Regions from separate parts of the Mus musculus genome. Here region 2 is linked to region 1. A link is a loop called in an ENCODE intact Hi-C map of the cell type or tissue named here. Cell type or tissue: heart. All regions are shown on one strand. Links, peaks and the distances in the headings refer to the core of each region. The heading gives the core; the rest is flanking DNA. Region 1 overlaps Dmbt1 (deleted in malignant brain tumors 1). Region 2 holds the start of Htra1 (HtrA serine peptidase 1).

Region 1 (5,373 bases), core at 204-5,203:
CATCACTCCAATCCCCAGTACCAAGTATACTCTTGAAGGCACTGTGTCTGAGAGCCAGGGCTCTTTTAAAGTAATTTAAACATATGTTTGAAATTTGTCTCTCATTTAAAGAGGACAGATTAGAGTAATTTCCAAAACAGTAAAAAAAATGAGCATGTCCACACACACATATACACAACCACACACACATACATAACACACACAACAGCACATAGACAACACACACACACACAGCTGAGAGTGTAGGATGACATACAATATTCTACCACTCATGATGCTGAGCTAGTAGGTTGTTGAGTTTCAGTGTAGCCTAGGGTACATGAGGCAGTCATGTGATCCAGGACAGTAGGGGACAGGCAGCTCATTCAGGTTTATAATTTTGTATTAGGCCTGAAAGCAATTCTAATGTAAACTGTCAACCATGTGTATGTAAGCAGCTGTTGAGAGCCTTTGCCATGCACTCTTTTGACGGTAGGATCATCTTTAAGCCCCTTTGGTCTATTTTAGACCAACCTGCTCTGCCTTCTCATTTACTGCTGACAGGTATGGCTCAAGGTAGAGAGTAATGTGTGCAGGTCCAGTGTGTGAGGAGTTGGGAGGGGTTTGCAATCTCTCTCTCCTTGAAATAGTCTTGATTCTACAGTACACGGCCCTCCAAGTACCTCCAAGCCATAGGTACAAGGTAGAGTAAGTTTCTTGTCACTATTCAAGGCAGATTCAACCTATGCCAACACAGTTTGCAGAAACTTATTCACCCGGGTGACCAACTTGGTCCTCATGTCTAGGACAGAAGTAGAGAGCATTGTAGTGAAGGTTCACAGGCAAAGTGAGAGGGTACAGATCTTTACAGGTCAGTGTGGCCAGGATGCAGCAGCAGGAGCTGTTCATGTCCTATATTGCTTTAAAGTTCATGAGTGAGCTGCCACCAAGTGTACAAGTGAGACATGACCAACAATGGAGAAACCACCATGTCTTTCCAGGAACAGATTCTGGTTTGGCCGTGAGGCTGGTGAATGGAGGAGACAGGTGTCAGGGTCGAGTGGAGATCCTTTACCAGGGTTCCTGGGGCACTGTGTGTGACGACAGCTGGGACCTCAATGATGCCAACGTGGTGTGCAGGCAGCTGGGCTGTGGCTTGGCCGTGTCTGCCCCGGGAAATGCCAGGTTTGGACAGGGCTCAGGGCCCATTGTCATGGATGACGTGGCCTGTGGAGGCTATGAGGACTATCTGTGGAGATGTTCCCACCGAGGCTGGCTCTCTCATAACTGTGGACACCAGGAAGATGCTGGAGTCATCTGTTCAGGTAAGACCCAGTGATCATTACATCTGCCTGACAGCAATGAGCTCAGGTCACTATGAATGCTGTCAGAACTCCATTCTGGCCACTTCATTGGTCCTTGTAAGGACTGGTGACTATCCAGGACAATGCCTTTCTCAGTCATTGTCCTGCACAAGGCTCTCAGTCTCTAGTGAGTGTAGAGTTTCTGTGAGAGAGGTAAGCAATGGAAATGCAATGTCAAGTCTTACCCATGAGTAAGGTCAAAGGTCAGCATACATGTGCTCTTGCAAAAGGTAATCCAGCTTTGGTCTGGAGTATTGGAATCCTGTTTCTATGCTGAATTTGAACTATCAGAAGGGCAAAGCTGTACCGAATAGCAAGGTGAGCAAATTCACTCTTCTTTTTCCATAGTGTTCCCCAGAATCCTTCCCAAAAAGTTTTGCTGAAGGACTCTTCTGGGGAAGCTTCAGTAACTCCTTCAGTCCCTCAGGGTCTGCAGAGTCCTGGGTTCTCACAGATCGGGTTCAATAGCTCAATCATGATAACACACTGGGAATGTTATTCATGAATGTTGGTGGTGTGGACATGGCAGTTAGGTCCTATGTAGTATGTTCATGAGGTAAATTGACAAATATTTGGACATGGATATAGCAGAGAGGATTGCTAGAGTCCTACAGAATCCTTTAACTGTGAAGGTGGATCTTTGAATCTTCAACAAGTCAAGGCTGACTGTGTTGTTGGCCCATTACCCACACAGTAACATAGAACCCTGGTTTCCTGTCATGTCTGCAGGTGGTCATGGTTTTTTACTTGCTATTATTAAACTGCATAAAACCGGGTCCACCTGGGGCATGGAGTACATGGTAGAAGTACATGAGTAGCTGTATTACTCATGGTCTGCTTTGGCAACCCCCACCTTGGAGCATCAGCCTCAGCTACATCTGTAGAAATGCTGAGTCTGTCTTCCCTGGGAGTCCAGGTGAAATTCAGGTGCTTTCTATCAAGTGTCCTTCTATTTCTCAAAGATGTCTGTGCCTCCCCTTGCTCAGGTCAATGTCGACAGCTTGGAGTCCCCTCTTCTCCTGTTCATTTCAGGGTCATGCTTTTTCTTCTGACACTAGGGAATTATTGATAAGACACACATTGCTCACTCCCTCTAGTTTTCACCAAATATGTTACCTGGGTCATCAGCTTTGCTCTTTGCACATTCATGGCTGACACAACATGTCTGGTATGTTTTATACACACATCACTGGGCATCATAGACCCCACTGCTGCATGCTACTCAGAATGGATGGCCTGAGGCTTTGCATGGTGCTAACCTCAATTGGGCGGGCTGGTACCTCAGAGTACCACACTGTGTCCTGATGCTCTTAGAGTAGCTTCCTCTGCATCTGGACATCTGAATGTTTCAATTCCTCATGTTCTTTCCTGTTTTCTACATTGATTATCTTACTGATAAATAAGTTTATCAGTATATTAGTATATGTATAACCCAGGCTGCTGTCCTTGAGCTATGAATTCCCCATCTTCATTTCCCCAGTGCTGGGATTACTTCAATGAGCCCTGGTACCCAGCATACATCCTGGTTTCATTTCTTCTTATACAGGGTACTGCAGTTCACTCAGTCTACCCTAGTGTGCTTGCCATAACCATGTTCCAACACCACCCCCTATAGCCTCAGGCAGCTCACTGCAGATGCTATGGTGTCCTGGAGCAGGTCGCCTTTGTCCTGTCCCTCACCAGACTCCACTTGGTTTGTTCTAACTGTTCTTTCTAAATTCTAGGGGCACTGTCACCTTCAGAAGTCCCTACCTGGTTTATACTTTTAAAGACACACACACACACACACACACACACACACACACACACACACACACTCAGACAGAAACAGACAAACGATACACACATACATATACTTGGATGGACAGAGACACACAAACATACATAGTGATAAATACACAGACACAGAAACACACACATATAGTCTCACATGCAAAGGAAATGGGTTCCAAGAACTTCTTTGCTTCTACCCAAAGCATACGACACTCAAGTCTTTTATCAACTGGTGTGTGACCCACAGACGCCCTCCTGTGTCCTTCCAGGCATCCCAGATCTAGTCCCTCATAGAATATCAGCCTTGTGTGACTCAGTGCTGTTCCACATTGCTCATGTGAATATGGCAAGAGGGAAAGGTTTTCATGCTCAATAATACAGGGGCAGGCTGCTTTTCTTTAATATTTATGATTTACCACTTATGTAATTTGTGAAGAAGCCTATGGGTACAGAGGGCCAACTGGAATATTACAAAGATTATCTTGCTCTTTTGACCAATGAAAAAGGTATTTAAGTTTTGTCTTTGGGGTGAAGCCCACAAAGAATAGGTGTAGAAACTATCCCTTTAGAAAGGATTTTTGCCAGGATCCTTGTGGTCGAAACACACACTCTGAATTTGTTTTTATTCCTTTCACAGATTCTCAAACAAGCAGTCCCACACCTGGTAAGTACATTGAAAATATAGACTTGTATCAGTGTATAACTTCCTCCTATATTGTGATAGAGGCTGGCCCACTANATAGTAATAAATGACAGTAGGATGAAATATATAGTGTCCCATCTAGACAGTAATGACAATAGAAACTCCTGCCAGCTATAGCAAAAAAGGCCCCTGTGCTAAGACAGTTATAGTCTTCAATTTTATGTTGCCCTGGTCTCAATTTTCAGTTGATGTTAGAATCGAGTAGAATATCTGGATGTAGGTCTTGGATTCAGTCCTTCTGCAAGAAGCTCTGACTAGGAGACATGAAGAAGACTCAGGGATCTGTGGTCGGCAGATGATATGTAAGGATATCATGCCCTCTTCACACTTGGGCCAACTCTGGCTTGTCCCAAGCCGAATCAGAATTTAATGTTAGCAAGGTTGTAGGGCCACTTGTTTGCTATTGGTTTGTTTATTTACTTCTTTTTGAGACCCACAGAGCCCAGGCTAACTTCAGACTTGCTGATTTGGCAAGGGTCCCCTTGAACTCCTGATCCTCTTGTCTGTAGTTTCCGAGTTCTAGGATTCCAAAATGTTGCCACCATGTCCAGCTGTTTTTTTTTTTTTTTTACCACATTGGACATGATGTGTAGTTCACCTCTATGCCTAGACCTTGGGCATAGCCAAACTGAAACACTGATTCCCACCCCCACCCCCAACCTCTCAGAAGGCATGGCTGTGTAGTGCAGTTCAGGCTAAGTGTATCTTGTATGAGACCATCTCTACATGGTGGATCCAATTCTAAACTAAGCTTTTTCTTTATTAAGGCTGGTGGAATCCAGGAGGGACAAATAACGGTAAGGCCATCTCCTTCACTCTTGTTTCTGTCTTTGGGTTACTGATAGAATGGGGAGAGATTCTGAGTCCTGTTGCTGTGATCACACACTGGCCCTAAGCAACTTGGAGGAGGACAGGTCCGTTGGGCTTACAGGTCACCACCCATCACTGAGTGAAGCCAAGGCCAGTTCCTGAGGTTCCAGCTGGAGGCAGGAACTGAAGCAGAGGCCTTGGAGCAGCCCAGCTTACTGACTTTCTGGCTCATGCTTAGCTAGCGTCTTATACAGCGCAGGCTCACATTGCCCAAGGACAATGGGCTGGATTTCTCTGACAGTTATCGATCAAGAAAATCCATACAGACAGGGCTATAGTCAATCCTGTTCTGGGTAACTCCCAGATTGAGAGACCTGTACATGACTTAGCTGGGGTTCTGTTGACAATGGAGATAACGAGGACAAATGGCCAGCGCTGCTGCTGCTGCTGCTGCTGCTGCTGTGGCTCCTGCTGCTGCTGTTGCTGTTGCTCCTGCTGCTGCTGGTGGTAGTATTCCTGCTGGTGCTAGTGATGCATCTGCTGTCTGGAGGAATCCAACTGAATCGGTGGACACAGAAATCAGGGATGGAGTAGAGATGAGAGACATGGGTGTCACACTGCTGGGTAGACCCTACCAAGCCCCTCCTTTCCTCTTCATTCTTCTCTCTGCTCTTCAGTTATGTGATGGATGAAATTAACTTTAGCCTCCTGTCTGTAGGACTAATGAAAAACAGTCACTGATTC
Region 2 (5,373 bases), core at 295-5,294, 110 kb before region 1:
GTTCTCCTCCTCCTCCTCTCCCCATAGGTTTGTGTGACCCGAGGAATTGCTTGCGGGATATGAGTTCCATAAAAGAGAATTCCGGAGAGAAGAGTATCTGCAAAGGCTGATGGATCAGAGCTTACCAGGGAAGCGGTAGATCAGGTGCTGAGCTATCAGGCAGCCAGAAAGCAGATTTGTTTCAGGTGGAACTAGGGTCCCCATGCATGGCATAGAACCAGAAGGAACACAAGCGCCAGGAGAGCCGGGGTCACAGCACTAATATGAAATATAATGTGGCAAGGGGGGTACCATGGTGAACCCATGTCAAGGTGTGCCTCTGAGAAATTATGCCATGCAACAGAACTGGTATAAAAGGGAGTTTACTGGCAGAAGGGAAGAGGAGAGAGCACAGGGGACAGAGGAGGACCAGTAGACATCTATGTTTCTGTAGTCTGAGGATTCCAGCCAGACACAAAAGTACTTCTCATATCAGAGACTGTGTGTGTGTGCATGTGCATATGCGTGGGTGTGTGTCTCTCTTACCCCTCTCTTACCCCTTGATGTGTGGGACTTGGACGAAGTTGAGGCTTACCTCGGGGACTGCTTTGAGGGGAGTTGTTTTAAGGAATTCTGCACAAGGGAACAACCCGGATGTAGATTAGCGCCCTATCAGCGACTCCTCCTTGAGTCAGGGTCAGCAGCACTCTGCCCACCACCCTGGGGTGTGTTATGGCGAGGTGCATGGGGAACTCAGGTGGGGACAGCACATACTTTAATTCTCTCATCTTCCAATACAAGATTTATGTGTTCTGTGTTGGCCAGGCACAGAGATCTGCCTCCGGGGTGACAGTTGCTCTTCCTGATGATTCTTAGACTCATCTCGGTCCCAAACGTCACTTAAATCCTCATGTGAGAGCTCAAAATAAAACATCTTGTTTTGGGACACCTTGATTTGCCCGAGCGCTGGGACTGCAGGCGCGGGCTGGGCGCTTCTGTGTGGTAACAACGCATTCCCTAACAGCTCAGGGTGAAAAAGTACAAACTGTACAAAGCCCGGTGGCCACGGCATGCTCCCGGTGGCCCTCCAAGTACCAAACCCAGATACCCGAGGCGTGCTATGGCATGCACTCCACCGAAAGCAACTTTAAAAGAGAAGCGTTAGGAAGGTTTACACTGTCATTCGCCAATGCTTTTTGCTTCTCTCACTTGAAACTAGGTCTGGGCACTGGGTTTCTGCCAGTCCTGCTGACGCTGCCTTCCCACGGCGGCGTCAAGTTCACAGCCACAGTCCCCCAAGCTGGGCACCGGTCCATTGCAGCTGTGGCCGGGGTCGATGTGACCGCCCTCCGCACTGGACGACCTGGGAACTTTCCAGGCGATTGCGCAGTGCTAGGCAGGTTTCCCTCTGTTAAGTGCCACTTTGGTCTTAAGGTCTTCAATCTCTGAGGAAAAAGAATCCTAGAATGAGAAACTGAGCCAGCCGGAGGGTGGAGTCGCGGCCCGCCCCGCCTCGTCCCCGCAGGCAGTCCCCGATCGGCCCCCCTCCCGGGAGCGGTGCCCGTCCCCCTGGCGCTTCGTCACCGCCGCTAGGCCAATGGGCTTAACCGTACGGCCGCGCACACTCGCACCCGCTGTCCCCAAGACCCCGACACACCGTCCCGAGCGCGGTTTTTCGGCTGTGGTCCAGCCCGTGGCCGTCGGAGTCGTCATGCAGTCCCTGCGTACCACGCTCCTGTCTTTGCTACTGCTGCTGCTAGCGGCTCCTTCCTTGGCGTTGCCGTCGGGGACCGGCCGCTCGGCCCCAGCTGCCACCGTCTGTCCCGAGCACTGCGATCCCACCCGCTGCGCCCCGCCGCCCACGGACTGCGAGGGTGGCCGCGTCCGCGACGCGTGCGGCTGCTGCGAGGTGTGCGGCGCGCTCGAGGGTGCAGCGTGCGGCCTGCAGGAGGGTCCCTGCGGCGAGGGGCTGCAATGCGTAGTGCCCTTCGGGGTGCCGGCCTCGGCCACAGTACGACGGCGCGCACAGGCCGGCCTGTGCGTGTGTGCCAGCAGCGAGCCGGTGTGTGGTAGCGACGCCAAGACCTACACCAACCTGTGCCAGCTGCGCGCCGCCAGCCGCCGCTCCGAGAAGCTTCGCCAGCCGCCGGTCATCGTCCTGCAGCGCGGCGCCTGCGGCCAAGGTACCCGCCCCGCCCTGCGCTGCACTCCTGGGTGGCTCCCCACTCTCGCCAACTCAGCCCGACCAGTCAGGACCGTCGGGAGGGGATGCGGAGGTGCAGAGAAGCACTGCGGGGTGTTCTAGGCATCCAGTTAGTGGGAGAGAGAGACGATGGGGCTCGGGGTAGCTGTGTTTCAAAGGCTCCCTCCGGCCCTATTTCTGCGCCAAGCATCGGGTCGTTTCGAGAAACGCCAAGCAGGTGCTTTGCGCGCTTTGGTCCAGCACCCCCTGGCCGGGGTGACTAGGCATCGCGCTGGGGAAAGCCGCGTATCATACCAGGGATCTTGGCAATGTTGAGATACATGGCTTTGGGATCGCAAGAACTCTTGTCGCCTTCCCTTCCTTCTCCCTTTCTGCTGAGTCCTCTCTTCTTGGAACTATCTAAGCAGTGTTTTTCTTATAGAACCTCTTCGTGAAAACTTTCACTTTGGGGAGAGGGAACATCTCTGCTCAACTCAGCAAGCATTTTTCTCACCCCGCCTCCTAAGCAGAAAACGATTTAGTAACTCCGGCCCTCTTCCTCCATTGATTTAAATCAACTTTACAAAAACGCCCACGATTTGGTCCTTTTTTGGTCCTTTGGTCCTTTTGCCTGAGTTCAACCAGGTAGTGGACCGTGAAATTTGAGGTAGAGGAGGGGCCCACTGGGGATGAAGAAAAAAATGCACCCTCTACCCTCTCTCTCCTTGTGGGACCTTTCTGTACCCACAAGAGCTGGACGTGGTGGTGGCGACAGGGTAAAGGGGCTTGGAGAACTGCCCAGCTCCCTGCAGGACCTTCCAGAGAAAAGCTTCGGTTAAATCCAGAGATACCCTGTGGAAAAACAGTAAATTCATACTGGCCACTACAGCGCTGTGGGGACCAGCCAGCTGGGCTCCAGTACATTTGGCTTCAGCTACAGGGCTCCTGCCCAAACCTAGCACCTCCCTCCCCTCCGCCCCCCCACCCCCCATGTGGTGGGGAGGACAGGAAAGCACGGGAGAGGGAAAGAGAGATTGAGCTAGATTTTTCTTTATAGGAATATGGTCGCCTATGACCACTTTGAATTTGGCAAAACTTTACTCGAATGCACAGGAAAGTACTCCAGGTGGTGTAGGAAGAGGTGGGCTGGTGTTTATATTCTTACCACAGGAGCACAGGACTGGACCTCAGTCCCAGGAAACTCAGCCTCCATAGAGAGAAGAAAAGGGTTTTTGTTTGTTTGTTTGTTTGTTTGTTTGTTTGTTTTCAGAGAGGACTGATCCCGGGGTCCCTACCTACTAAGTCCCAGCCCATGTGACAAGTGAGTTATCCTGTGACTCTATTTGGTCTCCTAGACCCGGGAGGAGGAAGCTCCTGGCCTCGTCTTTGTCTTAGATGAGGTGGAACTGGGGATGAATAACTTGTCCAAGGTCACTCAGCTGGAACCTGAATGCTGGCAAACTCAGAACAGGCCAGAGCTAGACCTCAAGGCTATGGGAAATGGGCTTCCAGGGGGCTGGACCAGCCAACTCACCTTGGGGAGAGGTAGAGAACTATGTAGCTCCTGAGTGGATACTTTGAGGTGGAGAATAGATTGGTGTTAGTTAGTTAGTTAGTTAGTTAGTTAGTTAGACAGACACGGGCAGAAGTGACCCACAGTGGTGGCTCAGAGTCCCCTGGGGAGGAAGTAGTGTGTCACACGTGCAGATATCCTTGAGTAGTTCTTGAATAGGCTCTGTTCAGAGGAGGGCTGGCGTAGAACTAGCCTAGAGGGGGAGGGCAGAAGGTAGGAATCTGGGCTACTTTCACCAGAATCTGAGTGTGCACAGGTGACATTTTTTTTTTTTTTAAAAAGCACATTTTGGTGGGAAACCAGGTAGCTGTCACTCTTTGTAGTCTTGCTGCACAAGGCCAGGAGTTACAGACATCAGCAGAGGCCAAATACTTGGCTGGTTGAGTTGTATTGGGGAGACAGGTCCTTTGTTGGCCAGCAGGGCCCCAGTGGCCCCTAAGTGTGGAGACAGCCACAGATGAAGCATAGAGCTGGTGGTAGCCATCTCCCCTCCTTTTGTAAATATCTGTTGCTCTGTATCACGTCTGACATGTGTGCCTGGTACTTAGGGACAGCTAGTTACGTGGGAGGATGGATAGAAAGACAGGAGATACTTGGCGTACACAGCCGACCCTCAGCCTGGCTTCGCCCTGACTCTCCATCTGAGGCTGTCTTAAGGTCCCAGGAGCAGAGTCTGTGAGTCAGTGAGCTGCTTTCATTCAGTCCCTTTCTGGCCCCCGCTTTTAGCAGCTGGTGTCCAGGGACAGCTAGTGTACTTGATGTCACCCTTGAGTAAGGAGAACTGGCTGCCTGCTTCAGAGCAAAGTGCAGGTGGGAGTGGCGTGGAAGCTGGGTGGACGAAGAGAAGTACCCCTGAGGAGGACATGAAGGGAATCCACTGTGAGAACACACTGAGGCCAGAGAGGTCCTGAGGCAGGATCTGGGCAGAAAGCTCAGGAGATGGGTGGGAATGTGGGGGGAGGCGATGTCCAAGGCGTTGCTTTAGGGGGTCACGATGGCCGTTTGGAGAGAGAAGATGCCATCACTCTGCGTAAAACTCTTGTCTGTAAGTTGGTTAATGAAAAATCAGAGACCATATCTTGTTTGGAAATAGAGAGAAATTACCAGTGCTCCAGAGTGTGGCTGAGACATGCACAAGTATACCAGAGGACAAGGATCTGTTATTTACTACTGACCAGAACATAAGAAGAAATAAAAAAATAAATGAATGTGGTGGTTCACGCCTGTGACTCTGGCAAGAGCTCCATGGGTTCGAGGCCAGTTTCGGCAACAGATTAAGGCCCTGTGTCAAGTTTAAAAACAAAGTTATAGTCATATAGGGTAACAGCAACAAAGGTGCCATCTGATTCGTACTTCTTCTTCGGGCACCTGTTTACCAGGCCGTTGGTTCTGCTAACAGTGCCAATGCTGTAATTCTCTTGGTGCAGCTGACCATCACACAGCAGCACCTTGAGCTCATGTGTGGATCGTGAACCTGTTCATAGCCACCGCTCTGTGCTGTTGACAGAGCAACGGAGATTACAAACCAGATCCAGCTAAGTAGCAGCTAAGAGCTGAAGTAAACAGTGCTCCAGATGGCCATGGCTTTGGGACGACGACGAGGGATGACTCTCTCCTTTACCAGGCACAGAAATCAGGA

What was found. A loop is a pair of places that touch in the nucleus more often than their neighbours do. Peaks named below come from ENCODE experiments on the same cell type or tissue, not always from the same donor. Only the 100,000 strongest peaks of a DNase experiment are listed, where the experiment ranks them.
Region 2: a loop joins it to region 1, with 2.3 times the contacts of the local background. A loop is called at or near these places in 2 of 42 quality-filtered maps.

The regions. Positions count from the first base shown.
Region 1 is chr7:131,039,907-131,045,279 of GRCm38, forward strand. It overlaps Dmbt1 (deleted in malignant brain tumors 1), which reads left to right. Exons shown (of 48, transcript NM_001347632.2): 4 at 981-1,304; 5 at 3,754-3,780; 6 at 4,587-4,616. Among named protein-coding and RNA genes, the nearest start is that of Dmbt1, 11 kb to the left of the region's middle. In heart, for the core only: a CTCF peak has its summit at 2,944; no DNase peak of the experiment used is centred there.
Region 2 is chr7:130,934,582-130,939,954 of GRCm38, forward strand. Htra1 (HtrA serine peptidase 1) reads left to right here and starts at 1,622. Exons shown (of 9, transcript NM_019564.3): 1 at 1,622-2,162. The coding sequence starts at 1,691. In heart, for the core only: CTCF peaks have their summits at 2,423 and 3,028; DNase peaks (open chromatin) are centred at 1,560, 2,140, 3,010 and 4,440; H3K4me3 peaks cover 2,315 bases; H3K27ac peaks cover 940 bases; H3K27me3 peaks cover 2,119 bases.